Regions from separate parts of the Homo sapiens genome. Here region 2 is linked to region 1. Evidence: read pairs that join two places in POLR2A ChIA-PET (ENCODE). Cell type or tissue: OCI-LY7. All regions are shown on one strand. Each heading gives the region's core, and the rest is flanking DNA. Links, peaks and the distances in the headings are about the cores only. Region 1 overlaps DGAT2 (diacylglycerol O-acyltransferase 2). Region 2 overlaps EMSY-DT (EMSY divergent transcript).

Region 1 (13,304 bases), core at 242-8,241:
ATGGGCCAGGGGCGCGGGGTGAAGCGGCTTCCCGCGGGGCCGTGACTGGGCGGGCTTCAGCCATGAAGACCCTCATAGCCGCCTACTCCGGGGTCCTGCGCGGCGAGCGTCAGGCCGAGGCTGACCGGAGCCAGCGCTCTCACGGAGGACCTGCGCTGTCGCGCGAGGGGTCTGGGAGATGGGGTGAGTGCCACGGCGCAGGGGTTATGGACCTGCGAGAAGATTTTCTGGAAAGGGCCCTGTGGCAGGCTGGTGGGTACTGATGAGTCCACGTTCATTCTCCACTGTGGCACTCATCAATTTTTACGACCTCTGTTACATCGCTTTCCACCCGCCCCCCAGCTTGTTTCCCTCATCCGTGAGGTGGGAGCGGTACCACCCACCATTCTTAGTTATTAGGGATATTCGAGAACTCCTCCCCAGCCCCCACTGCGGCTGGTGACCCCTGGCACTTCCCTCCCCTCTCCCTTCACCAGGTAGAGCGAGCTTTGGCAGTGATAGACTGGATGGGCAGGATGGTATGGGTTTTGCCGTCTCCTGAGACAGCCACCAGACGGGGAACATGCCCGACTGGAACAGGTGTGTCTGCCCTGTCCTCTGTCCCACATCCATCCTCTCGCCCAGGCTCTGGAGCCCACATAGCAGCAACTCTTGAGCCTGGCATGCTTAGAAGGCAGCGGAGAGGACCCTGCATGTCCTCCAAGGTAGAACTGAGGTCCTCAGTGAATCGCGCAGAGTTGAAATCAACCCCCGCCCCGCACCCCCCGCAGCTTTTCCCAAGCGAGGAATAGCAACTCTTCCAACCCCCACCTCCCTTACCTAGAGCTGGAGAAACTGAAGTGGGAGGAAGCATGCCTAAGTTTTCCTTAGCTGATGCCTTGACCCCTGGATTCAAGTACAAATCCGGTAGACCCTGGGAAGTCATCACAGCTGTCCTGGTCTGCGTGTGTGTCTTGCATGAAGCCCCTCTCCCTCTTTCTAAGTCTGTATTCTGTTTGCTGAGCCTCTCTGACATGGATTTTTCTTTAGTAACTAACGGTCGCCTACACCGCCCACCTTTGTTACAAAAATAAAGCTTGCTAATTATGGAATTTTTGAAAATATAGACAAATGAAAAAAATTTCTGGTAAATCGACTATCCAAAGATACCTTCCTATTAGCATTTTAGTATATCTCTTGATCATTTTCTTTATACACATTGCATAGATACAATTGAGGACATGCTGTAGATATAGTTATGAATCTTGTTTTCTCCCCCTTAATGTAACATCGAGGTTTCCCTTCTGTTAATCAGAATCACTTACAATGTCCTAGTGGTTGCAATAACCCACCCTGCAGCTGTACCACACTTTAACTGTGACCTAGGCATTGGCATTGCTTCTTGTGTGATTATCGCTGTGGTTATCTGCCCCTCTTGGTGTGGGTGCTGCTCGTAGCCCTTGAAGAGGAACCCAGCTGCTGCCCTGTCTCGGGGGCGAGCAGCTTGAGCTGCCCCATGTATCCAGCCAGTAGCCTCTGACAGCCCCTTCTCTCACTTGAGTCCTTTTCTGTTCCCTGTGTCCTTTGATGTCCTTAGGGACATCAATGGATGAATGGACTTGCCCTTGTTCATGCTGTTAAAAATGTTTTTGCACTGGGCAGTGGGATAGGGATGTTCTCTGTGGTAGTGCTTCCTGGAGACCCCATTCCGTCGGCTCTGCCATCCACAGGCTGGGAGCTGTGTCTTCCAGGAGGCAGTGACCCTGGCTGTCATGTTTTTGACTTAGAGTTTGTTCCTTAGGAGAACTTGTACTCTAGCGAATGGTTTTAACCAAGCCACTTAATATCATGTCAGGAACATTTCCCCATGTTGTTATCAGATCTTGAAAACTTTTTTTTTTTTAAACTGGGTGCAAGGATTTACATCATGGAATGTAGGAAGGGCTGGTATGAAATGCAAACCAGTCAGTTCAGCTTTCTGGGATCTACTTTGGTGAAAGATTGGGTGGAGTAGGGGAGGGCACTGAAGCACATTTTGTTATCTGGGCATCTCCATTAGACCTGCCTTCTAGATCCTTGGTCCTTGAAGATACTCCCCAGTGGCCTAGTTTGCCTCTGTGGGTAAGGTCCCACTGTTGTGAGCTGGTGAACAGCCCGTCAGTGACAGTATTCAAGTAGAGACCATGGATTCTGTGAAGGGAAGTCCTGTGACGGGTGAGAGATTGAAATAGATACCTTGGCATCTGGTTTCTTGGCCAAAAAAAAAGGCCAGCTGTGGGAGTATGGGTAGGTGGGTGCATGCTGGGGGAAGCGGGAGTCTGTGTTGATATTTCCTAATCCTTGGAGGGCTGTCCTGTGCCAGACGTGGAGTTTGCAGAGTTCATCAGGACAGGAGGGATATATATCCTATTCTTTATCCTTGCCTTTGGATTGGGGGCTCTTCGTTCAGAAGAGCCCTCTGACACCTGCCTGTGTCCTCAGGGTTCAGCACAGGACCTAGCATGAGATGTTGGTGGTCCCAGTAAAATTTTGAGCTGATTTGTTGTGTGCGGCTCCAAAGAGTGAGGCCAGGAATAGGAGTGGGATGATGGGTGCAAGTTTTGATGTAGCAGAGGAGTCCTTTCTGACAGCTGTTGAGGACTGCAACAGGCTGGGGTGGGTGAGGATGGAGTTCCACATCACTGTGGATCTGCTTGAAACTAAGTGGCTAGATTGTTGGGGGTAACTGGGAACTGAGGGTTGACAGTCACCTAACCTAGTCCTAAGTCAGAATGAGAACATTACTCTCATGCTTCCCTCTCCAATTCCGTGTGGCTTCCCCCCTCACCTACATCACTTCCCCAGCTGAATAGAGGCCACTTTGGGGCTGCGTCACCAAGGGCTCATCTAGGCTGAGAAAGGAGGGCCAAGAGTAATGTTGTATTAACAGGCTCAGTGACTCAATGGTCAGTGTTGAAATCCTGCCCCACCTCCACCCTCCTGCCCTCAAATTCAACAGCAAGTACTTGAGTTGTAAAAATTAGTGCTGGATCGGGCCCAACCCTCATGTTACAGATGGGATCACTGGAGTCTCCAGAAAGAAGGGACTTTCCCAGGGTTATCAAAGCCAGGCTAGAACTCAGATCCATCTCCCAGTCTGTGGCCTGACTCCTTAAGCCAAGAGAAGGGTTGCAAGGCCGTGAAGGGCTGAGTGCAGGGCTCTGTGCATTGTAGGTGCTCAGTGGTTTGCTGAATGAGTGAAGGTTGTCTCCATGGTGCGGGTGGCAGCTCATCCCTTCTCAAACTTTTTGAGGAAGCTCCCCAAGCCTGCCCTAGTGGATTAGAGCACTAAGATCCCCCAGAGCTTTGGCTGCCAGGTGAATGCCAGTTGCCCCCTACCCACACTCAGTCACACTTCAGACTTTCCAAACTCTTCCTCCTGGCCTATGAAGTAAGCCCCAGGTGAACAGCCTCCACTGCCATCACGACTTCCTCTCCTAGTATGTCACCCACCATGCTGCAGACGCATGGTGGTCTTCCTGTTCCTGCAGCATTACTCCCAATTCAGTCTTACCTCAGCGCCTTTGCATATGCTGCCTGTCTGCCCAGGTCTTCGCATGGCTGGCTTTACAACAGTCAATCTCCTCTCAGAGGTCTTCCCTGGCCACCCTATCTAGAGAGCCACTTCCAATCTAGAGAGCCACTTCCAATCACCACATCTTCTTTTATTTTTATAGCCTTTATCACTACCTAAATTTTCATGCGTGCTTATCTGTTTAAGCAATTGTCTCCCCAGTAAGAATATCAGTCCCTTTGCCGGCCGCGTGCCATGGCTTTCGCCTGTAATCCCAGCACTTTGGGAGGCCAAAGTGGGAGGATCACTTGAGGTCAGGAGTTCGAGACCAGCCTGGCTGACATGGTAAAACCCCTGTCTCTACTAAAAATAAAAAAATTTAGCCAGGTGTGGTGGTGTGTGCCTGTAATCCCAGCTACTTGGGAGGCTGAGGCAGGATAGTCGCTTGAACCCAGGAGGAGGAGGTTACAGTGAGCCAAGGTTGTGCTACTGCACTCCAGCGTGGGTAACAGAGCGAGACTCCATCTCAAAACAAAACAAAAAGAACAAACAGAAAAAGAATATGAGTCCCTTGGAAACAGGAACCTTGTCTGTCTTTCTCAGTGCTGTGACATCTAGCACAGTGCCTGGCACTGGTAATAGGTACTTAGTAAGTATCTGTTAAACGAAGGAATCATTAGTGGGACTGCCCCATTCCTCTTGGAGGAAGCCCTGCTTTTAGCTTCAGTGTGATTCCTCGAGCCTTCCTTGGGCCTCCTCTGTCCCTGTAACCACCTGTGCTAGGGACTGGGTGCTGGGGTTGTAGCTGTTCCCTGCCCTGGAGGTACCCACAGTCTGGCAAGGAGCTGGCTCCAAGGCTGAGTGGCAAGTGGGCAGAGCCAGTCTCAATGGTCACCCTTACTGCTTCCCAGGGCTTATTAGAAGCCCGAGAGCTGGGGTTCCAGGCCTGACATTTTTCTGGGATGTGGCTGGGGGCTTCACTTCCTCTCTGGGGATCTCACTCCTTCTATCTGGAAAATAGGGTCAGAATTCTCAGATTCTCAAGGATGGAGGGTTTGAGTTAACCTGAGTGTGAGTGTTTGTGAACTTGTGACATTCATGTTAGTCCTTGTCATTTGTCCTGTGTTACACATTCAGCAGGCCCCCAACACTGTAGAGAGTGGCAGACCCTGCTCTAGGGCATCCAGGAAGGCTTCACTGAGGAAGGGACTTGGGGTGTGGACCCTTCATTTTATTGATTGAGCACCTTCTGTGTGTCAGCTGCAGTCCCTGCGTTTGAGGAAGTGAGACCAGGGGGATGTACACAAGATGACTGTGCAGAGTGATCTGAGCAATGACAGGAAAGACTGCCAAGAGGTGAGACCGGGGAGCTTGATCACCCTGAGGTCAGGGAAGTCTTCCTGGAAGAGGTGACATTCAGTCCGGATCTGGAAAGATGAATAGACATCAGCAAGACAGGCAAGAACATTCAGGTACAGGAAATAGCATAAATAGAGGCATGAGATTTGGATGGGAGAGGCAGACTGACTGCAGGGCCTCTGAGTGACCAACTGAGGCTGAGGTCTTGGTGTACTGAGAGCCAGAGACAAGAGAGACAGAGAGGATGCTGGATCCAGGCCTGTGGTGGCTCACCTGTGTCTGCAGCAGGAGGAAGACTTGAGAGCTCATGGGAAAGGAGCCTGGTGCAGTTAGTTTATTGGCCTCCAGCACTTTGAGGGCCTCCTGGTATGGAGCTGCTGGCTGATTTGAGGGCCTCATGGGCAGGGCCCAGGGGTAGGAGTCAGGCCTGGGCTCTGTCCAGCTCCTGCTTGGCCACCGAACTGCTCCGCAGCCTCAGCAAGCCACTACCCTTCCTTACCCTCAGTCTCCTCATCTATGAAATGAGCAAAAGTGTCATAAGAACCTGTGCAGATTATGGTGCAGATGCAGACAGGCTACACCCTGTGAACCTTTTGGGTAAATCAATAGAAATGGGAAACACAAACTCCTTTTCTTATTAGAGCAGAATTAGCCATTCTAAGCCCTGCCTCTGCTTCCCATGTGACCTTGGGTATAACACTGCCTCTTAGGGCCTCAGCCTTCTCATCTGCACAGTGAGGAGGACTGGTTGAGATGACCCCCTTGGCTTCCTTACATCCCTGCTGGAGAAATGCGATTCCATTCTTGTCCCTAACTGCTGTGGGACTCTTGAGGTCAGCCACCTCCTCATTCTTGTCCTCAGCTTCTCCTTGTGAAAATGGTGCACTCATCCACTTGGGGCCAAGGTAAGTGCCCCAGAAGAACCTGTCTCCCCATGCTTGCCCATATATTGTGATGGGGACGTATTTTGGAGATTCCTTGGTGACCTACTCGCAAGCTAGTAGTGTTGCCATGGCAGCCCCTTCCACTGCAGTAGCTACTTTTTGAATGTGCTTGGTCACAGTGGGTGGGGTGGGGGAAGTGGGCCCCTGGGGTCCTCAGCAATCATGTCCAGGGTCCTGGATGTAGATCCATGTTCGGTATCAGGAACATGGCATTCTAAGAGTCTCACTTCCTTGGCCTTACCTCTTGGAACTTTGTGAAAGTTCTACTTGATGAAAACGGAATACACAAAAACCCAGGTGTATGGAGTAGCCCGAGGATGGGCTTATATTCCCTTTCGGGAGATCTTCTGTGGATAAAAATTCATTTGTGGATTCTAGCAGAGCACAGGTGGCCCAAGTTAGCAGCACTCAGATTTCAACAAATCCACCCCAGCTTCCTAATTTAGTGCTAATGGGGAAACCTAGAGAGGGGAGGAAGAGGCTTAGCGCCCCTGCAGGTCTACAGATGCTCAGGATGCCTGGCTCCCTGCAGCAGGCCCTGAGGACTGACAGTGCCTGCAGGGTCCTGATGGCCCACTTCCCACCTGGCACACCTAGCATAGCTGTGTGCTGGCTCTCCAGTAGTTTGGCTTCCCCTTTGGGCCAGATGTCCCAGTGGGCCCTGCTTTAAGGATACCTCATTTGCAAAACAGAACCGTTAAAGCGAATTGTTAATCTTTTCAGAAAAGAACTCACTGGCGTTTTGGGACCAGTTCTATAGCTAGCTAGCTGCCCTAGGGCTCTTAGGCACCAGTGGAGGGAGTGAGCTCTGACTGGCTGTCTTCTCTGCCTTCAGGGTAGAGGCCAGGACTCCTAGACCTAGCATCCCAGTCCTTCATGCCTCCCTGTTTCTCTACTTTTCCAACTAGACTCACAGTCTCTGTGCTGCAGTCTGACTAAACTGCTTGCAGTTAATTCCTCAAACTTGTCTTCTCTCTGTTTCGGGCCTTTGCAATGCCTTCTGGGATCCTGCCCCTGTACCTTCCTCCTGGAAGGCATCCCTAAGAACACCCTCCTGTGGGGGTTGGGGCCTCCCCTGGATTCCTAGTCCTGACTGATCCTTTATGTATAATTGTTCGCAGCTTTGTCTCCCAGCCATATCTTGGGTGGGCAGCCCAGGAGCAGAACTCAGCCTCTAGCAGATGCCCAAGAAGCAGAGGAGAAGCAGAGTCTAGAAGCTCCCCTCCTGGTGTGGAGCCTGGGGTGTAAAGGGTACTTAGAAAGCACTGGTATGAATGTTAGTGTTTGGGTTCCACCCTTCTCTCTCCCTTCCTCTGGGGCCTTCCACCATTGCCCCGACATTAACCACCCTCCAGCTGGAGAAGACCTTTCCCTCCTGATTCCCCAGAAAGCTCTGCTTGACCCTCCATCATGGCACAGGTCAGTCAGCTGTGGGTGGACTTTTTTCTATCTTTGTCTAGGCCCTGTTTATTCATCACAGTCCTCTCAAGCATTCAGTCATTCAGCAAACATCGATCGAGCACCTTCTCTGCGCCTGACCCTGTGCTGAGCACCAGGGCCCAGATGAATGAGACATGGTCCCTGCAAATGCACACACATACCTTTTCCCATAATGAGAAAGGGCTGAGTACAGGGGTGAGATGGGACAGGCAGGGATGCGGTCAATCCAACCCAGGTGGAGGAGAAGGAAGACTTTCCAGAGAAAGAGTCAACAGGTTGGTCTCTAGCAGGCCAGTGCTCAGTGCCTGGTGGATGCCTGGTATGCATGTGCTAAAAGACTGACCAAACTAGACTTAGAAGCAATAGAACTCTACCTGGAGGCACTGCAGTGAAGTCCCTCCTTCCTGGAGGGAACGAGTCTCTGGCTGAGCACATGGTGAGGCACCAAGTGGAGACAGCTTCCTGTGTGAGGCTTACGGGAGCCCAGCCCTGGCCTGGGATTCTAATAGCAGTGGGCATGACCCTCCAGAGATGGCAGCTTTGCCATGACCGGCCTCTCATCATCATGTGTGTGGACTCCCGCTGAAAGGTGTCTGCCTGGAGGAGCCTGGAAGAGAGCTCACCTCCAGCCTTGATGAAGTGGCATCTCTTTGGCACTTGGCCTGACTTCCTAGACCTCCCTGGGGCTGGAAGAGCCTGCTAGGGGTCAATATGTACTGACCCTCACTCTGCTACCTCTCCTCATAATATACAACCTGTTACTGTGCACCTCTTAAAAAACTGTTTGCTCTCTCTGTCTCCGTGCAACTTGTCCTCAGCTCTTTGGGGGTAACTTGGGGGTGACTTTCTCACTCACCTAGACCCAGGGCAGACATTAGGTCCAGATGGGCCCAGGTGTGGCATCCTTGGGGTTGGGGATGTGGGCAGGGTGACCCCCACCCCCACCCCTGCCTCAAGGAGCCCAAGAGGCTGTTCACACCTCTCTTAGCTGGCATCTTTCTGGCTCTCTCACATTGATGCCAGACATTCTGGCCCTTTTCCCTAAGTTATTTAGATTCCTTATGACAATCCTGGATTAAAGCTAAGGAGGACACTGAGTCCCAGGGACAGGGAGTGATTTGCAAGGTCTCATTGCAGGTAAGAATCAGAGCCAGGGTTTGAATCCTAAGTTAGCCTGTCGCCTACGCCTCTGTTCCTAGGCAGGGCAGGCATTATTTTACCCATCAAACAGGAGAGGACACCGAGGCTTACTTGGTAATTAATCAGCATTCATAGAGATCTTTACTTTTTATGAAGCTCTTGGCTATACATTATCTCATTTAATTCCCACAACAATCTGGTGAGGTAGGTATTAGCCCCACTGTATAGATGAGGAAGCTGAAGCTTGTATAGGAAGTGACTCATCCAGGCCACTTCCTACGAGTTAGAGGCCAGGTTCTCCTGACTCTCGGCCCCTGTTTTCGGCACTGACTCCAGGTTGGCATGTCCCCTGCCAGATGCCAGTATGGAGGTGAGGTGGGTGGAGGACGCGGTGTGGGCTTTCGAGAGGCGTGAGCTGCCCACAGTCTCTGTCTACCAGTGCTTCGCCATGTACGCTCAGGGCCTCCTCTCCATAGGCCAGGGATCCTCCTGCCCCTCTCTCTATCTCATTGCCCCAAATTATTTTTCTTCATAGCTCTCGTCGCTGCCTGATGTTACATCATACATTAATACGTAGGTGTTTTATCTCTCCCTCAGCAGAAGTTAAGCATCCTAACTTAACTTTAGCCAGTCTGACTTGGGCATCCAGGCCTATAGCTGCCTCTGAGGCAGGACATCATCTGCTGTGCTCACTGCTGTTTCCCCAGGGCTAGTATTAGCGCTTAGTACCTTGTATGTGCTCTATGCCTTGGGTCTTAGCTCTGTCCCCACCCACCTCACCCAGGAAGCCACCTTTGACTACTCATTCCAACTTCTTTATTCTCAGCTTCTATTTCAGGCAGTCACTCACCCCCCTTTCTGGGTTCTTGAGTATTTGGGTCTGCCTCATTAGAACTCCCTGCAAGGCTTTGTTCCAGCAGTTTCCCCCAACCACAGTGCGCACTTTCCTCCTGTTTGACCCCTAGATCTTGTCTTCAGGGCCCTGGCGAAGCCTCATGGCCTCCTTGGAGCCTCCTCTGCGCTACCATCACTCTGCGACCTCTTCTTGTAACACAGACCTGTGGCCATGAGCCTCTGGAAAAACTCTGCTTGCTCACTACATATACTCCTTCCCACTCTGGAGATGGGAGGAGCAATGCCAGTAGCCACCACTTAATCACCTAACAAATGCCACATGTGCCTTAAACGTTTTAAAATTTAATGTTCCTGGCTGGGCGTGGTGGCTCATGCCTGTAATCGCAGCACTTTGGGAGGCCTAGGCGGGCGGATCACGAGATCAGGAGATCGAGACCATCCTGGCTAACATGGTGAAACCCCATCTCTACCAAAAATACAAATAATTAGCCGGGCGTTGTGGCGGGTGCCTGTAGTCCCAGCTACTCGGGAGGCTGAGGCAGGAGAATGGAGTGAACCCTGGAGGCGGAGGTTGCAGCGAGTCGAGATCGCACCACTGCACTCCAGCCTGGGCGACAGATCGGGACTCCGTCTCAAAAAAAAAAAAAAAAAAAAAATTTAATGTTCCCCAAAATCCTGTGAGGTGAGGATTATCACCCTCATCCTATAGATAAGAAAACCAAAGCTAGAGTTAGGTGACTTGCCCGAGGTCACAGAGCCAGGCAAGGGCAGAGCTGGCCCAGGGCCCTCTTTCTCAGATTTAGGGGGTTGGGGCTCAGACACTGCTGCCCTCAGGCATGTGAGAGGAAGCCCTGAAAACTTGGGTTTCATCAGCCCCGAGGTGTGGCCTTCCTGGTCACTTTGATATCAGATATTGGGCAAAGAGGTGCTCACAGACACCCTTCAACACCCCAGCCCTGGGCTGGGCCCTGGGTCTGAGAACTGCTTGAAAGCACATGGGTTGCGGGGGTGGAATCCAGTCTCACTAGAACATCCACATGAGACTTTGAGCATGATATGGGCAGAGGAGGGAGCTCTCCTTTGCCAGGATATGTTCCTGAAGTCCAGGTGTGGGCTGGCGTGTTTGGTGGGGCCAGCGCTCAACAGCGTAGCATTGTAGAGATGATGAGGGACTGGGAGCCTGAATACCTTCTTTAAGTCCTGGCTCCCACACCCTGACCTCAAGCAAGTGATTTTGCCTCTTTGGGCTTCACCTCACCTCAGTTTCCTTCTCTGTGAAACAGGATTGCCAGTTCTCCCCTTGCCTACCTTCCCAGAGAGTGCTGTGGGACGGTGAAGCCCCACATAGGCGCAGGAGAAGGGGATTGCTTTCCGGGTGGTAAAAGAGCTGCTCTGGGCCTCTCTGGCAGCTCTACTCCCTCTGCCTTCCCCAAAGGTAGGAGCAAATGAGCTGTGTGTAAAGCAAGTGCTGCCTGGGAGCAGCCATTTGAGTCTTCTGTTGGGAATCTTCCCCTACAGCCTGTCTCATCTGCCCCCATAAAACAGAGACATCTGTAGGTAGCAGGGTTGTGTTCCCTTTATAGGTGGAGAAACTTGTACCTAGGGAGGGCAAAAGAGGCTCATCCCCCATCTCTGGGGTCAGTCCTCAGTGATGGGGCTGGTTTTGCCTCCTGCCAGGCAGCCCAGTCTAACTTGGGCATCCAGGCCTATAGCTGCCTCTGAGGCTGCTCTGGATTTGCTTATGGATTTGCTCAGCTATGCAGTAAACCTCTATGAGCCCCTCTTACCACAGATGAATCAGGTACCAAGTCCTGGCACCCATGCGTCACTGGCAGTGGGATGGCCAAGTAAAGTGACATTGGTGCTGTGGGAGTGTGCAGAGAGAGTGCAGATGTGGTGAGGGGGCAGATAGGAGCAGGGACTTGGCTGGATGCTGAGGCTCCCTGGTGGCCCCACCCAGGAGTCAGGAACAGTCAGACTGGGTGTGAAGGTGGTGGCATGTGGTGGCATCTGATTGCAGCATCGGCATCCCCACCAGCTTCTGCTGGACTCCTCCCAGCCACAGCTGGGGCAGAGGAAGTACTGACAGCCAGGTGGCAAGGACTGGCAGTGTTTTGGGGGTGCCCAACTGAACCCTCACTTCCCATCTGCCTGAGCAACGGTACCAGAACTACTGCAAGATGGTAAGCTCTAGGTCCCAAATACCCTGACAGGAGTCCTCAGGAGGGTGGGTGCCAGAGATCACAGACTTCACCCTCCTTACCCCCATTTCATAGATGGGGAAACTGAAGCCCAGAGAGGTGAGGAGACTTAGCATGGGAGTTGGTGGCAGAGCTGGGTCTAGAAACCCAAGTCCTGCTGCCACTCTACCTGCTGTAGAAGATGCCTGCTCCTGACCCACCCCTCTGAAGGAAAACAGATCATTCATTTCTCCCCTTCCCCTTCCAGCTCCCCACCACTGCCCCCTGCTTTGTTGTGGGGAGCAGAGAGAAGGAACTTGGGGACATGCAACATCGGAGCAGATGCAGGCCTGAAGGTTGGGCCTGAATTGGGTTCAGCTTTGCCAGCATCTGGCTGAGTGACCTTGACCCGGTATCACCATCAAAATAGGGTGTTGGTGCCAAACTCACAGGAGTCCAAGTGCCTGTGCAAGGGCATGGAGGGTCTCCCAAAGCTTTATGGGCCTCTTGTGCATCATACCTTTCACTCAGCCCTGCATGGAGGGAACTCCGGGGGCCTGAAGAGTGGCCAGAGCACCTCCTTGGGGCTGGCCTGACAGGGCACTGGGGATCCAGATATGGATCAGACCCAGGCCTGGCCTTCGGGCAGCTTCCAGTGTGATGGAGAATCAGCTTGTAATCAGCAGTTAGAACAAGGCCAGAGGCTGTGGGAACCCTGAGGAGGATGCTCTTTTGTTTCTCCATTGTGCGGGTCTGACTTTATCTTCAAATAGGTTATTTCTGTGGGTGGCAAGATAGCCCCTGGCAATTCCAGGCCTGCATAGACCTTAGTGTTTATCATCCCAGAGAAGGAAAGGCCTTCTCTTTCCAAAGGCTTCCTGGAAGACTGCTGCCTTATCACCATCTCTGGGTTTTGAAGGATGTATTGCTTTATCTCATTATCAGGGAATCATCAGGTAAGCAAAGCAGGGAAGGGCCTCTGCCTAGAATATTTCTGAGGTGGACTGGGGGCTCCCACTGGCCCGGGGTTCAGCATCCATGGCCAGGCCAGCTCCCAGGCCACGGCCTCCATGGTCAGCCAGGTTGGGATTGCCTGAGAGGGCCTGGGCCTGAGAAAGCAGAGGTGCAGTCCTCCCAGCTTCCCTCTCCAGGAGCCTCCCAACTCTAACGCCCACGGAAGCACTTGCCATTTGGTATTTGGGACTTAGAGCTCACCACCTTGCAGCAGTCCCGGTACAGTTGCCCAGGCAGATGGGAAGTGAGGGTTCACTTGGTAGACTGCATTTCCCACTTGTTGGCAGAGCGAGCTGTGGGCGGTAGTTGGGGCTGGATAAGGCAGGGTGAGAACCGAACCAGCAGTGTGGGAAAAGCCTGAGCCTGCAGACCCACCTTGCTGCGGGACTTGGGAGACTCCCGCAGGCCCTCAATTTCCAGTCTGTATAACGGGGTGAGGGTTGAACAAGATGGCGTGCGTTTCCTGCGCTATGACTTTACCTAATTTTAAGACACCTAATAAGCTTAGCAGAGAGATTTGGATTAGGCACGATGAAGAATTTTTAGGTCTTCTCAGTTGTTTCAGTTGGGGATATGTCATCAGTGAAATTTCTATACTCCTCCTCCAAGCTGCATGGGGGCTGGCCCTGGCGTCAAGGTAGGGAGCTAGATAAGTTGACTCCCAGCATGCCTCTTCCCTACGCACCCCTCAAACCACTGGCTTCAGGGGCCTGTCTGCAACGGGAAGCAAGTCAGCCACGAGAAGGCATGCTTTGCCTTTTTTTCCTGCCAAATAGAAGGTGGTGTTCCCCGGTGCTGTGTCTCACCCCAGCCCCTACCTGAGTGTTTGGACTGAAGCAT
Region 2 (16,111 bases), core at 4,767-12,766, 660 kb after region 1:
CTTATGCCTGTAATCCCAGCACTTCGGGAGGCCAAGGTGGGTGGATCACTTGAGGCCAGGAGTTCAATACCAGCCTGATAAACATGGCGAAACTCTGTCTCTACTAAAAATACAAAAGTTAGCCAGGCATGGTGGCGGGCACCTGTAATCCCAGCTACTTGGAAGGCTGAGGCAGGAGGATCGCTTGAATCCAGGAGGCAGAGGTTGCAGTGAACCGAGATGGTGCCATTGCACTCCAGCCTGGGTGACAGAGCCAGTCTTTGTCTCAAAAAAAAAAAAAGGGACAGCCTGGCCCCCAGTGAGACACAATTAGACTAACTCTGATGCCTTTGTGTGTGAACTTTCTGTCTTGCCCAGGTATTTAGTCTCACCTGGATGGGTCTTACTACTTTTCCATCTGCTCTAGTGGGAAATTACTTGGCATCCTTCCTTGGCAGGGATGTCAGGAAGAGCTGCCTATCATCAAATGCAAGACTGGACAAAATGACAGTTAAGAGCCATTCCTTTGTGAAGAGTTGAGGATTACATGAGAGGTACCAGGAAGGTAGATTTTTTTTTGAATCCACCAAAAAATATGGCAGGAAGAATGAACACAATTCAAGGAAATATTTCTGAGCATCTTGCATTCACCAGGCCCTGTCCAAGCATGGTGACACAGGCAAATACATAACCCCTTTTGTCTAAGCTCAGCCTTGCAAAAAGGCTAAGATGTGTGGCCATAATTAAAAAAAGAAATAGACTATACCCAGGGTTAAACAAGGAGAACAATGTATGGCAGGTACCTCAAGCAAGAGTGACATGTGACTAGAACCATTAGGAGTTTTGAGAGGTGGCTTGAGATGAAGTTTGTAGAATGGGTAGGCTTTGGACAGCTGGAAATGGGCATGAAGGAAGAAAGGAACCAAGGCAAGAAACCTTCTTGCTTGCAGAGAAGGCCAAATGAAATTTTGGCTGGAGCATTTTGTTGTTGTTGTTGTTGTTTGTTTAGATGGAGCCTCACTCTGTTGCCCAGGTTGGAATGCAGTGGCGCAATCTCGGCTCACTGCAACTTCCGCCTCTTGGGTTCAAGTGATTCTCCTGCCTCAGCCTCCCGAGTAGCTGGGATTACAGGCCCGCGCCACCACACCCAGCTGATTTTTGTATTTTTAGTAGAGGTGGGGTTTCACCATGTTGACCAGGCTGGTCTTGAACTCCTGACCTCAGGTGGTCCACCCGCCTCGACCTCCCAAAATACTGGGATTACAGGCATGAGCCACCATGCCTGGCAGCATTTGTTATTTATAGTGGGAGATAAGCCTAGAAAATAGCATTTTGGGGTCAGCCTGGGACAGGTCCAACATGCCAGGGCAGATAATTTGGTTTGAATTTGGTAGGAAATGAGGAGCTGCCCAAGACTTTTGATCAGAAGCATGACATATTTAGCATTATGTTCTAATGTATAGTAATTCCACGGGTACAAGCAGAATTGAGGTGGGAAAAGATGGAGGAGCAGAGAGATCAATTTGAAGACTTAGGGAATCCCTTCTCCCTGACCATGTAGTGAAAGCACTGTTTCTAAGACCAGCAGCGCCCAAGTGTCTGGCTTACTGCAGAAAGCCAACTTCAGTGGCTTGGGAGGAAGCTCACACCTCACTCAGGGTTCCCACCTAGCTGGGAGCTCACACATGTCATAATGTACACAGCAGAGGCACTGACAGAACCAGAGGACTGGGATCAGTTACATGGGGAGAGGAGCTGAGCTGCAGAGAATCATCAATGAAGACAGGAGGCCCCCACAGAGCCCAAGGCAGCCTCCTTTCACCAGCTACATGGAGCTCAGAAGCAGCAGTTCGAGACTCTGAGAGGGCAGGAGGGTTCAGATTAGTGGAAGTGCGGTGCAGTCCCAGGATGTGAGGGTGGGGCAAGGGGAAGCAGGGGCGAGACTGAAGGACCCAGCAACCCTCTTACTGAGAAGCTGGGCCAGTTCTGCATCATTACAGGGAGTGGCTCTGGCCTTTAGGCCCTAGATCCTGGAGTTGGAGGTTATGCTGCATTTCCTCTCTGCTGTCACTGGCTGCATTAGCTGCCTGTGGCCCCCAACAAGCTCTTTTTTGTGCCCTCCCAATTTCTTTCTACTTGATTCATCACTTATTTGAGGCTCTGAGAATCAGTGTTTGCCTCTCTTTGACAATCTCTGGCCAGAGACGTACATGTCTCTTACACCTTCTTTAAGACTAGAACACCCAGCACATTCCTGCTTGACGGTCTGTGAGCATCACAAGTTTTATGAAAGTAAGGTGGCCCGGTGAAGTTATTATTCTTTATATAGTAAATCCTGTAGGTAACATAAACAAGTGAAGAGAACTGGTTTAAGAGAAAGTTGCAGTGTTTTAATGGATATACTTTGTTTCTTTATTTCCACAAAGAAACATGCTGTTCCCCATTTTCTGAAATGCCTGGCTCTAACCTTCAACTCTTTACTTTTCACAGAGATACTGGTAGTGAGAAATGTTTCTCCCCCTAAAGAAAAACAAGAGTGCAGGGGTATGAGGACAAAGAGGTGCGGTGGAGACTAGCGAGTTACAAAACACATACGGCACTTAAGAAGGACAAGCAATGAATGACAGCCTAGTGTGGCCAGATCACCTGATTTTTCCACAGAAGCTGGAAATCCAGAATTTTATGTAAAACCTCCCGGTTTTAAAACACTGGCAAAGCAAATGTAAAAAAATTATGTGGGGCAAACAAAGCACATCTCTGGGCCAAATCCTGATAATTTACCACCTCTGTCCTACAGTGTCAGGTCTAAGTTCATTAGCTTGGAACTCAAGCCATCCACCACCTGACATTTGTTCATTTCCCCCCACTTCTCAACGGCACGTTCACACTCTTCTCACCACACCAACCCACCTGCGGTGCCACACCCTGATCTCTCCTGTCTTCATACCTCTGCATTGCTGGTCTCTGTCTACAATGCATATTCTCCCTTTCTCTGCCTGGGAATCCCCTATGCAGTTTCTCATTACTCAGATCAATCCACACTTCCTTTTGACAATTACCCTTCTCTTTCTAAGTTTAGGTGCTCTTCATTCTTTCTATACTTCCATAGTACCCTAAACTTATTTCAACCAGATCTCTTACCACACCATCCTGGAATTGCTGGTCGCCTTGTCTGTTGTTCACCAGTTTGAGTACTCCCCGAGGGCAGGGACTTTCATAGTCTCTGACCTGAGAACCTAGGGTATGGGGTAAGAAATATGCCAAGAAAGAGAAAGTATTTAATCAGATGGGAAAAATGAAAATTCAAATAAGATAGCCAGAAGCCTGAACATTTGATGGTCTAAGAGGTGATAGCAGGTCATAAACAGAGGTCAAGCTCAGGATTCAGGAATCAGGATAATTAAAACAGGTTCGAAAGTGAAATGTGGTGAATGGTTTAAGATATGAGCTGTGGATGAGGTGAGGGTGTCTGGGGCCTGATTTTGCAGGGTGCCGAGAGTGTGACAGACACAGAGATGGGTCTCACTGCCTTAATATGTTAGTACTGGGTTCTACTACCAGCTTGATAGTCTGATGAGCTTCTCTGTTTCAAGGACTAATTTTCTCAGCAAACATCTACTGGGCATCTACTCTGTGCCAGACATTGTTAGGCATCATAAATATAGAGAGGAATCAGATATGACCCATGTGCTTGAGCTTAAGGTCTAATGGAGGAAATAGACACATAAATAGATAATGAGAATAAAATGAAATATATACACAACAGAAAGCAGCACATGGGGACTATGATAGCACAGAGGAAGGGCTCCAGATTCATTAAGGCACAGAAATGGTCATTTCCCTGAGGTCAGACAGCTACAGAGGTGCAGACCCAGAATTAGAGCCCAGCACTGTTAGACTTCTAAGTCCAATTTTTTTTCCACTGTAGGAAACTGGGAGAAGACAGAAATCACTTTATGGTTATGGAGAAAATTTATGTGTGTCAGCTTGGTTAAACTGCAACTGTATGGTTCTTGGTTAAAGTCGGTTAAGAGTGACAGTTGCAGCCAGGCGTGGTGGCTCATGCCTGTAATCCCAGCACTTTAGGAGGCCGAGGTGGGCGGGATCACAAGGTCAGGAGTTCAAGACCAGCCTGGCCAACATGGTGAAACCCTGTCTCTAGTAAAAATACAAAAATTAGCCAGATGTGATGACACGTGCCTATAATCCCAGCTACTTGGGAGGCTGAGGCGGAAGAATTGCTTGAACCCGGGAGGCGGAGGTTGCAGTGAGCCAAGATCACGCCATTGCACTCCAGCCTGGGCAACAGAGCAAGACTCCGTCTAAAAAAAAAAAAAAAAAAGAGTGATAGTTGCTTGAGATCTGGAGGCAGAAGTGAATTGGCAGCCATCGCTCTCTGAAGATCATGGGGGTTTGTTACAGCAATAGGCGAGGAGGCACCAGCAGGTTCACTCTCCTCCACTCCGTATCCAGCTCTTCCTGACTGCTGACCCTGTTGACTAACAGTAGCTCCAAACCTAGCACCAGACAGTTGCAGTGGACCCACAGCCTTCTGCAGACGTCTCCATCAGCTCCTCCTCTGCAGCCCCTTTACAACCTCTTGAGTGTGCTTGGCTGCTAGGATTGACTTCTTCAGTGACTCCATCGATCCCTGCCTCCCTCCAAGTTCCTAGTGGCACTTCCCCAGCTGCACCCACAACTCTATTAGTTTGAATTCCTATAATAAATTCCTTATGCATTAATTCATTGTAGTTCTGTTTTCTTAGGTGAACACTGAGTTCACAAGTAATTGAAGCCTGGATGTGGTGGCCCACACCTATAATCCCAACACTTTGGGAGGTCGAGGTGGGCGGATCGCTTGAGTACAGAAGTTCGAGACCAGCCTGGGCAACATGATGAAATCCTGCCTCTACAAAAAATACAAAAATTAGCCAGGCGTGGTGGTGTGCACCTGTAATCCTGTTACTGGGGAGGCTAAGGTGGGAGGATTGCTTGGCCTAGGAGGTGAAGGTTGCAGTGAGCTGAGATGGTACCACTGCACTCTAGACTGGGTGACAGAGCAAGACCCTGTCAAGAAAGAAAGAAAGAAAAGGAAAGAAGGAAGGAAGGAAGGAAGGGAGGGAGGGAGGGAGGGAGAGAGGGGAAGGGAAGGGAAGGGAAGGGAAGAGAAGGGAAGGGAAGGGAAGGAAGGGGAGGAAGGAGGGAAGGAAGGAAGAAAGAAGGAAAGAAAGGAAAGAAAGAAAGAAAGGAGAGAAAAAGGAAAGAAAGAGAGAAAAGGAAAGGAAAGGAAGAAAGAAAAAGAAAGAAAACAAGAAAGAAGGTAATCAAATAGATAGACCAATGGACTAAGGTTAGAAGTCCAGCTTCACCAACATATCCATAACTCCAGTACCCTGCATTTAGTAGTTCAGAAAATGTTTGTTCAGTTGGATTGATGTTTAGGTTGCTTTAGGTTCTTTAATGGTACAGATATCATTGCAAAGAACGGCTTCTAGGAAACTTTTGTTTTGCTTTTGCTTCTGTTTCTTTTCCTATGGTCAGTTCAAGAGTGTATAGTCATTTATGGCCCAGGCTTTGAAGATTTGACCCAGGACAATATCTGTTGTGTTGGCTTTATGTGCTCTTCATCTCTTGGGGTATGATAGATTTTCCTCTGGCTTCGATTTTTCTCACTCCCTCACCTTCTGTCCCTTGCAAAAACAGAGAAAAACCTCACTCTTGTGCATTTACTCCAAAGAAAATATTTCACACTCTAATCAGATCATCAAAAAGCACATATTGGGTTACACTTATGGGAATGCTTCTCTGGCCTGGCTAGGCTGGAAGTGGGAGAAACAAAAACATCTGGAAATTGAGGCTCTGCTTACTTGGGCTGAATGGACAGCAATCAACTCTGAAACACTTAATTGCAGGGAAATTTTCTCTTTGCTACTTAGACCATTCAGCACTTGCTGGGAGAAGACATGTTGCATGCTCACTTTATCTTCTGGAAAGCTGGATTAGATGTTACATTTCAGTTAGAAAACCATTTACGGAATGTCTCTCCTAAACTAGTCCCTCTGCTAGTTGTTGGAGATAGTGCCTTGAGGTGTTTTCAGCTTATGGGGGAGGGTAACACAATGAGTTACAGCACAAGTCAGCATATAGTGCTAGAAAAGAGGCATAAACAAGGCATTATGGAACAGAGAAGAGGGCAATAGCTGATAAGGGGGTGGTGGAGTAGGTGAAGGAACCTAAGAGGGATGTTAAAGGATGTATAGGCAGAGGAAATTAACAGTTATTAAGCACTGAGATTTCACAGAGGAAGATGAATAAGCCTAACAATCATGCATTGATAATCTATCCTGTGCCAGTCACTGAGCTAGGTAGTTTACATATTTTATCACATTAAATCTTCCCTAAAACCGGCCAGGTGCAGTGACTCACATCTGTAATCCCAGCCCTTTGGGAGGCCGAGGTGGGCGGATTGCTTGAGCTCAGGCACTTGAGACCAGCCGGGGCAATACAGCAGAACCCCATCTCTTAAATAAATAAATAAATAAATAAATAAATAAATAAATAAATTTTCCCCATAACCCACCTGGAAGAAACTGAGGCACAAAGAGGTAATTTGTTTAAGAGCTTCAAAGAGGTAGAATTGGGATTCAAATCTAGATTTCTCTGACTTCCAAGAACATTCTCTGCTCCCCCTTGTGCTTGGAGAATTATTTTCAAAAGACAGTGAGATGGATTATGAAGAGCAAAAAGGATTTTGACAGATTTTGAAAGGCACAGAGGTGCAAGAAGGGATGGCATTCTAGGCAGAGGAGTAATCAGAGGGGTACAGCCACAGGGCAGGGTGTGAAGGTGCAAGGCCTGTTTGAGGCACTGTAGGCAATCTAGTGGGACTGCAGGAAGACATTGCCACATGCCCATACCACTGTCTTCTCAAATTCAGCAGGCCAATCATCAGTTCAACACTGCTAGGGGATTCAGAGCTCAAAAAGCCTCAGTCCTTGCTCCCAAGGAGTCTCCAATCTAATTATGATCTGGTGAGATAACTGCCATTACTACTGATTGCCTTGTATGTTTCAGCACAGAATGTATGTGTGTGTGTGCATGCAAATACTCATTCAAGCATTATTTGGACCATTTCCTTCCCATAATTATTTCTTGACACATATACTCCCTGGGCTCTCCATAAGCGTGTGTTCCTTTATTACCTCTGCCTTCAGCAAGGCTTGTATTTGAACTACTGGCCTTGCAGCGGTAAGTTTAAAGCCCATAGCATCTCAACAAGTGTCCTTTCAATTTGACAAAGACCTGACGTGATCTTCCATTAGCTCACTTAGAAAATACTGCTCAACTCTGGGGTTGCAAAGAAAAGATCTTAATTGGAACTGACAAGAAAGTGGACACCTTCTACCATTTCTCTGCAGACTTCACAAGTGCTCAACACTTCTTGAAAGAGAGTATGGCTCCAAGCCTTTCCATTTAGCTGGCTGGAGCAGAGTTTTAAAAATGCACTTCATCTCTGGCAAATCACAGCAGAACACCATCAACAGCTGGAAACTCTCTGAGGTGAAGACAAGTTGGATATTATGCTTGGATTTATAGCCCCCTACCCCATGATAGCTGATTTCCATTTCTGACAGGGTTATTATTTCCATCTTTATAAAGTATCTTGAATTTCACCTTGGATAATTACTGATTATCATCAGCTCCTCACCTGAGGCATCTTAGCACTTGGGTGAACATTTAAAAAAGGGGCTTTTTTTTTTCCCAAAAATGAACTGGGGAAAACTCAGTGTGTGAGACTATGTCTTTATTTCTATTTTCATTTGCAATCCCCTTTGGTTTTCTAATGATCAAGCCATTCATCAGTGTCAATTCACCATCCAGAGTACAGGCAGTGTTTTTGCCACTTGGGTTCCAGTATGGATTAAATGGTAATAACTTGTGTTACTAAGTCTGGTGGTACTATGGTAAACATAGATCCAAAAAGTTTTAGGGCATAGACAAGATCTCAGTAGCCATCTAAGGTTTTTATTCAAGGATGTACGTCACAATCTTCCAAAATTTAATAGAGCTCTGCAAGTTATTCTGACAAGTACTCCCAGTTGAGGACCACTAAGAGTCTAACATCCCTCATCTTGCTTTTCAAGGTTGCCATTCTATGAGTACTTTTTTTTATGTCTTCATGCCTGCCTTTGCTTTTCCTAGTTTCTCTGCCTTGCTATCTTTGATACTCTCTCCTCACTACTCTGCCTGGTGAAATGCTGTTCACTTTATGAGGTCTAGCCCAAATGCCACCTCTGCTATGAAGCCTTCTGTGATGGAAAGAATCCTTCTTTTTTTTTTCCCCTACTCTCATAGCACAGTACCTTTAGGAACATCCTGTGTTATTACCTTCTTCTATAATGTATACAGCTATCTGCATGTCTATCTTCCCATCCCATCTTCCCCACTCAACTACGAGCTCCAGAAGAATAAAGGTTGTACCTTTTTAGTCTTTTTTAGAGACAGGGTCTTGCTCTGGCACCCAGGCTGGAGTGCAGTGGTACAATCACAGCTCACTGCACCCTTGACCTTCCAGGCTCAAGTGATCCACCTGCCTCAGCCTCTTGAGTAGCTAGGACTGCATGTGTGTACCACCATGCCCAGATAATTTTTGATACATATATATATTTTTTGAGATGGAGTCTCGCTTTGTTGCCCAGGCTGGAGTGCAGTGGCATGATCTCAGCTCATTGCAACCTCCACTTCCCAGGTTCCAGTGATTCTCCTGCCTCAGCCTCCCGAGCAGCTGGGACTAAGGCACATGGCCCCATGCCCAGCTAATTTTTTTTATTATTCGATGGGGTTTCACCATGTTGGCCAGGCTGGTCTCAAACTCCTGACCTCAGGTGATCCACCCGCCTTGGCCTCCCAAAGTGCTGGGATTACAGGCGTGAGCCACTGCGCCCAGCCTCGATTTTTGATTTTTTTGTAGAGACAGGGTCTCACTATGTTGCCCAGGCTGGTCTTGGAACTCTTGAGCTCAAGGAATCCTCCTGTCTCAGTCAGCCAAAGTGTTGGGATTACAGGTGTGAGCCACCTTGCCTGGCCTAAAGTTTGTTCCTTATTCATCTTCATATCTCCAGGGCCTGGCATGGAATGGGGCCTGGTGCTCATTCTTTGAATAAATGAGGAAGCTGAAAAGTGAAGAGACTTTACATTGGTTCACTTAATTTAGCCAGATCTGGACTTCCTCTGCATTTATTCAGTAAATTGCTTATAAAGAAAGATGTGCAAGGATGTGAAGGAGAAGGACCTAAATGGCCATGATATTAGTTTTAAATATTATTTGTAAAACATCACTTTCCTAACAAAAGCAATAATAGCTGGTTTAATCTGAATTAGTAATGAAAGAATGGATATCAACTTGAACCTCAGGATGCGTTTTCAGGAAAGCAATCTCACAAAATTCTAAAACTTAATTGACTGCCTCAATCAGTGGAAGAAAATATTAGCCTGAAAATCAGGAGACCTGCTTCCTGGTTCCTGTATGACTTAGAACAAATTGCTTCACCTTTCTGGGTCTCAGACTTCTCTTATATAAGATGGGGCAGTTAAAGTGGAATATCTCTGAGGTTTTTTCTAGCTCTGAAGTTCTATATCCTTAGCCAGAATCATTAGTTGACTGATGTCACAGTTTCTTTATTTTGGCTCTACTCCATATTTAGGAGAATGAAATATTCTTAATAAGATAGAGTTTTACAAAATATATTTTGACATTATAATGATAATATAAATACCTAAAAGGAAAGTTGGAAATAGAGAAAAGAAAAAAGAATCATCCATAGCTCCACTACCCTAATATGTTAATGTTTGGACATGTTTTCTTCCTTTTTTTTTTTTTTTTTTTTTTTGAGACAGAGTCTCACTCTGTTGCCAAGGCTGGAGTGCAGTGGCATGATCTCGGCTCACTGTAACCTCTGCCTCCCCAGTTCAAGTGATTCTTCTGCCTCAGTCTCCTGAGTAGCTGGGATTACAGGCACATGCCAGCACGCCCACCTAATTTTTGTATTTTTAGTAGAGACAGGGTTTCACCACGTTGGTCAGGCTGGTCTCAAACTCCTGACCTCGTGATCACCCGCCTCGGCCTCCCAAAGTGTTGGGATTACAGGTGTGAGCCACTGCACCCGGCCTCTTCCATTTTGTTTTTATATTCACATGCATATGCTTTTCCACTTATTATAAGCATTTTTCTTGATGTCAATTATTTGTAACGTTCATTTAAAATGACTCCATAGTGAGTAGATGCTTGGGATAGGTAAATACTCTTCTATTGCAAGATAATTAGGTTGTCTTCAAGTTTTTGATAGCATTGAAATTCAAATCCCTGTAAATATAATTCTTTCCATCTTTTGGATTATTCCCACAAATAGGAATCCTATATCAAAGGTACAGCAGAGGAAAAACATCTTTTCCTTCTACCCTTCTAAGTTCTGAAGTCCTGGTAACAAAAGACAGATTAACAAAAGAAAAGCATTCAAATCTATTTAATGTAAATTTTACATGATATAGGAACCATCATAAGGAAATAAAGACCCAAATAAATTGCTAAACCTAAGCACTTACATGCGAGGTTTGATGAAGAGTGGAAAGTTGTGGAAAAATATGATAGGACAAAGTGGGTATAAGCTAAGGTTAATAAGCTGGGGGAAACTTAGCAAGGCCTGTTTGCTCAGATTCTTCTTGGTGCCCCTCTATCTTGGAGAAAAGGATGTTAGGGATAGCACCTCTCACAAGTGCTAAGAGGTTCCTAAGACCTGCTTCGGGGAGAAGGGTGGGAGGAGGTCAGAGAGATCTTCCTGCATCAGTCATTTTCTCAAACTCCTTTAGCTTAAATATTCAATATGCCAAGATGCCATATTTTGGGGTAGTGTATTTTGAGCCCCATAGAAGGGTATGAACGTTTGAGTGACTCTTATTACACATTTCCATGGTGTATTTCAGTGAGCGACCGTGATTTTACTCTGCAGAATTCTTTCACCTTCCTCTGACAGCAGTACCCCAATTTTCCTAAGGGAAACCAAGCCCGCCTTCGCACTCACTCCATGTTTTTCGGGAATAACTGACTTTACCCACATCGCTTCCTCTCTCCCCAGAGTAACATGTGGTTCACACCTGGCAAATCAGGGCATTACATGCTCCTGTCTACAGTTCAGGGATGGGCATGTGACCCAGATAGAGCCCATAGCAACAGAGCAAGGAGATTTTGGTAAGACTGTTCATGAGATGGCAGGTGCTCTTTTCTGCTGAGGCTGTAAGCAGGGTGGATGATGTAAACCTGGGGCTGCTGGGAACCAACAGATGGAACCTGAGTATGAAGCGAACACAGATAGCAGAGCTCAGAGATGAGGAGATACTAAGACTGGCTCTGTTTGAATCCCTAGATCAGTAATGCCTGAAGCCAAAACTACCCCACAACTTTTCAGTTAGTGAACAACAAACATTCTTTTTTTTTTTTTTTTTTTAAGAGACAGGGTCTCACTCTGTCATCCAAACACAACATAGCTCACTGTAAGCTCAAATTCCTGGGCTCAAGCCATCCTCCTGCTGTAGCCTCCTGAGTATCTAGGACTAGAGGTGCGCATCACCATGTCCAACTAATCCATTGTTTAAGCCATTTCATTCATTTGTTCATGTTTGTCACCAAAAGAAAAACAAAGCCTAATTGGTATAGGTGGGCTTTTTGTTTTCTTTTCTCTCTCTTTTTTTTTTTGAGGCTGGAGTGCAGTGGCATAAACAAGGATGTCTCATTTCAGCCTCCACCTCCTGGGCTCAAGTGATCCTTCTGCTTCAGCTTCCTAAGTATCTGGGACCATGGGTGCATGCCATCAAACTTGGATAATTTTATATATATATATATATATATATATAGTAGAGACAGGGTTTTGTCATGTTGCCCAAGCTGGTCTCGGATTCCTGGGCTCAGGTGATCCTCCTGCCTCAGCCTCCCAAACTGCTGGGATTACAGACATGAGCCACCATGCCTGCCCTGTTTTAATTTTCACTTTTTAAAAAATTAATCAACTTGATTTTTTAGAGAAATTTTAAGTTCATAGCAAAATTGGGGATATTGTGTATATCCCATCCCCATACATGCACAACCTCCCTCACTATCAACATCCTGCACCAAAGCGGTGTGCTTGCTACAATCAATAAACTTACACTGACATAGCATCAGTCACTGAAAGCCCATCATTTACACCAGGGTTCACTCTTGGTGTTGTCCATTCTATGGGTTATGACAAATGTATAATGCCACGAATCCACCATTATAGTGCTTTTTACTTTTATTGAGATACAATCTATATAAAGCACATAAATCATTTACGTACAGCCTAATAAACTTTCACATATGCAATATCTATACATATAGCCCCTACTCAGATCAAAATATAGAAGATTGATAGCATCCTAGTAGGCTCCCACGTGTTCTATAGGTCGCTCCCTAAAGGTATTTACTATTCAGACCTCTATCACTATAGATTATTTTCAACTGCTTTTGAACTTTATATAATATAAATGAAATCTCACCCTTTGATATCCAAGAATTGTTTTATTTTTGTTTTTTAAGCCACATGCATGGATATGTTCTACGGTCATCATGGCATATTTATAAGTAGCTAAATCTTCTACATTTTATCTCCAGCATTGGACCATGGTAACTGACATTCAGAATAAACACTTTTTTTTTTCTTTGAGACAGGTTTTCACTTTTTCACCTAGGCTGGAGTGCAGTGGCATGATCATGGCTCACTGTAACCTCAAATTCCTTAGCTGAAGCAATCCTCCTGCCTCAGTCCCAAGTAGCTAGGACTATGGATACATGCCACCACACCTGGCTAATTTTTAAAAAATGTTTTTATAGAGATGGAGTCTCACTATGTTGCCCAGGCTGTGAATAAACACTCTTAAAATGCTGCAAGTTTCAATTTATTAAACATATTCAATACGCTTTTCAAGAATCTACAATTTGCCAAGCACTATATTAAAGGCTGGATATAATAAAAAAGGGGTGTAGTTCCTTCCTTCAAGGAGCTTTGGCATTGGCAACTACCATGGAAACAAGCAATTATATTCTATATTATTAAAGAAAGAATAAATTTCATTCATTATCTGATACTGGGAAAGTGGGGGTATAGATTTGAGGAAGAACGTTCATTTACTGAAATATTTATTGTGCTCATCTAGGTCCTGGGCATGGAGAATACAAAGAATCTTGGCCTATGCCTTCTAGAAGCTTCCTACCTGCTAGAAGGAATTATTATCTCAATACAGTCTGATAATTACCTAAAGTATGGCATGAAACAGGTGCCTTGGGAACCTACAGGAGGAAAACTGATTGTGCCTGGTGTGGGAGGAGGTGAGGCTTCTAAAAAAGAGGGAATTTGGCCAAGTCTCTTGGACAAAGAGCAGAGTGCAGTGGGAGCATCCCAAAGATTGATCTCCATGCTTCCACTTTTACACTCTTATTCTCATTCTCACAGTATCAAATATTATGTCTAACATTTGAAAATGGCCTGGCATTTTCTCCTAAAGTTGAACACATGAATATTTAACTTTAGGACAAAAGTTGACCCAACAATTTCTCTAAGTCTTGGGTTCAAATGACTTAGAGAAATTCATAATTTCAATAGGCGGCATGAACAAGAATATTCAGAGCAAACTGTTCACATGAACAAAAACAATAAAATGTTCATCAATGGGAGAATGGGTGAAAAAATGGATAAATTCACACAATGGAGAAACAACAGTTAAAATAAATGAACCATAGCAACATGCGACAATATGGATGACTCTTAGCAATATAAATAAAAACAGTAAATAAATTCTAAAATATTACATACAGCATCACATACTTTTCATGGTATAGATTTTTTTTTTTTTTTTTTTGAGACGGAGTCTCACTCTGTCGCCCAGGCTGGAGTGCAGTGGCGTGATCTCGGCTCACTGCAAGCTCCGCCTCGCGGGTTCATGCTATTCTCCTGCCTCAGCCTCCTGAGTTGCTGGGATCACAGGTGCCCGCCACCACGCCTGGCTGTTTTTTTGTATTTTTAGTAGAGGCGGGGTTTCGCTACGTTGGCCAGGCTGGTCTCAAACTCCTCACCTCATGATCCTCCCGACTCGGCATCTCAAAGTGTTGTGATTACAGGAGTGAGCCACTGTGCCCGGCAGTTCTATAAATTTTAACAAAGTTTTTGTAACTACCACTACAATCAAAATACAAAGCAGTTCCATCACCCTCCCCCAACTCCAAACCCTTGGCAGCCATTGATCTGTATGCTGTTGTGATATTTGTACCTTTTGGAGAATGTCATACAAATGGAATCATATAGTATGTAACCTTTGGATATTGGCTTCTTTTACTCAGAATAATGCCTTTGAGATTCACCCAACTTCTTGTGTGTATCTTACCTCTTTTTTATTGCTCAGTAGTATTCCATTGTATAAATGTACCACAGTTTACTTATTCACTCACTGAAAGACATTTGGTTATTTCCAGTTTTTGGTGAATAAGAACAAAACTGTTCTAAACACTCATGCATGTTTTCATGTGAAATTTTTCATTTCTCTAGGCAAAATGTGTACGAATGTTATTGCTGAGTCATATAGTAACTGTTTGAAAGTTTACAAGAAAATGCCAAACTGCTTTCTAGAGTGGCCATACTATTTTGCATTCCTATCAGTCATGTATGAGAGTTCCAGTTGCTCTGCATCCTCACCAGGAGCTGGTGTTGTCAATGTATTTTATTTCAGCCATTCTATTAGGTGGGTAGTGGTATTGTATCATGATTTTATTTGATTTAAGAGACGGGGTCTCACCATATTGCCCAGGGTGGAGTGCAGTGGCTATTCACAGACGCAAGCACGGCACACTACAGCCTCGAAACCCTGGGCTCAAGTGAGCCCAGCATCTGGAGATGTCTCCTGTCTCAGCATCTGGAGACAGTCTCTGCACCCAGCTGTGACACTGTCATTTTACTTTGCATTTCTCTTATGGCTAATCATGTTCAGTATGTTTTCTTGTGCTTATTCCCATCTGTATATCCTCTTCGGTGAAGCGTCTTTTGCCTATTTTAAAATGGGGTTGTTTTCTTACTTAGATACAAGTCTTATGTCTGATAAGTGTTCTACAAGTATTTTTCTCCCAGTTTGTTGCCCACTGTTGCATTCTTTTAATGGTGGCTTTCACAGAGCATTGCCTTGGCAGCTTTGTAACAAATCAATTGACCTCAGACTACCACTTATAGAAAGAGTATATTTACTTTTCCCTATTCCTTCAGTTAGGTGCAGCTAAAAACCCTGGACACTATATGTAAAACATTATACATAAAACAAATGTAAGAAGAATCTGAAAGGTGACAAGAAGGCAGACCACCTAAGGATCTGGAACCCAAGGAATACACAGAAATGAGTTCCCTGGGTTTTCTTTTATATATCCCAGATTGGGTACTGGAGAAGCTGGCAACCCAGAAATGCCAATGGGCACAGCATTTTTTTTTTAAAGCCCTAGGAAAAGCCTGCTCTGTCTAGTCAAAGGACTAGGAAAGCAGCAGCTTTGCAAGACAGAACATTTTTAGATGATAATGTCTCTACTCCAGATAAGTACCACGGGAAAAAAACTACAACCCAACCCCCACCCCCACCAGCAAAGGCCAGGTTCTAATGAGACCACTCAACTTCCTTTCTCCATTTCTGGGTTCATGTCAGAGAATACACAGGGGGAAGCTTAGACTTTCATCCTCAATGGACAGTAACAAGGCCCTCTCCTAATACTTGCCCCTCACACTTGTCAGCCCACCACATGTAAAACATGGAATTTCACCTGTACCTGGTGGCAAAGAGGTGCCCTTCCCTTCTCAGGTGGGATGGTGTCAGACAAGGCCAAGTGGAGAGTTGGGACTTTTACCTCCAACCAGTGGTAATGAGGCCACCCCCAAACCCCCACCTAGCTAAACTGAAATGTATGCATTTCCCAAAATTCTTATGTTTATGCCTGTGAGTTGGCCATTGCTATTTCTTTCTCGGATTTTAATAGCCTTTCCTCCTTTTTCTGTTGAACTTCTATCTTTTAAGGCCCTACTTGCATGCTGTCTTC

Evidence for each region. ChIA-PET counts read pairs that join two places held together with the same protein. Peaks named below come from ENCODE experiments on the same cell type or tissue, not always from the same donor. Only the 100,000 strongest peaks of a DNase experiment are listed, where the experiment ranks them.
Region 2: POLR2A ChIA-PET joins it to region 1 with 5 read pairs; 2 of 35 experiments call an interaction of 5 or more read pairs at or near these places.

The regions. Positions count from the first base shown.
Region 1 is chr11:75,768,930-75,782,233 of GRCh38, forward strand. DGAT2 (diacylglycerol O-acyltransferase 2) reads left to right here. Exons shown (of 8, transcript NM_032564.5): 1 at 1-183. The coding sequence starts at 63. Among named protein-coding and RNA genes, the nearest start is that of DGAT2, 6.8 kb to the left of the region's middle. RefSeq lists silencers at 1-168, 7,931-8,219 and enhancers at 4,407-4,556, 4,697-4,926, 12,483-13,049. In OCI-LY7, for the core only: a CTCF peak has its summit at 6,314; DNase peaks (open chromatin) are centred at 572, 3,502, 4,842 and 6,362; H3K4me3 peaks cover 1,872 bases; H3K27ac peaks cover 2,115 bases.
Region 2 is chr11:76,421,638-76,437,748 of GRCh38, forward strand. EMSY-DT (EMSY divergent transcript) reads right to left here. Exons shown (of 2, transcript NR_186348.1): 2 at 12,288-14,189. Among named protein-coding and RNA genes, the nearest start is that of EMSY-DT, 15 kb to the right of the region's middle. RefSeq lists an enhancer at 3,143-3,232. In OCI-LY7, for the core only: no CTCF peak of the experiment used is centred there; no DNase peak of the experiment used is centred there.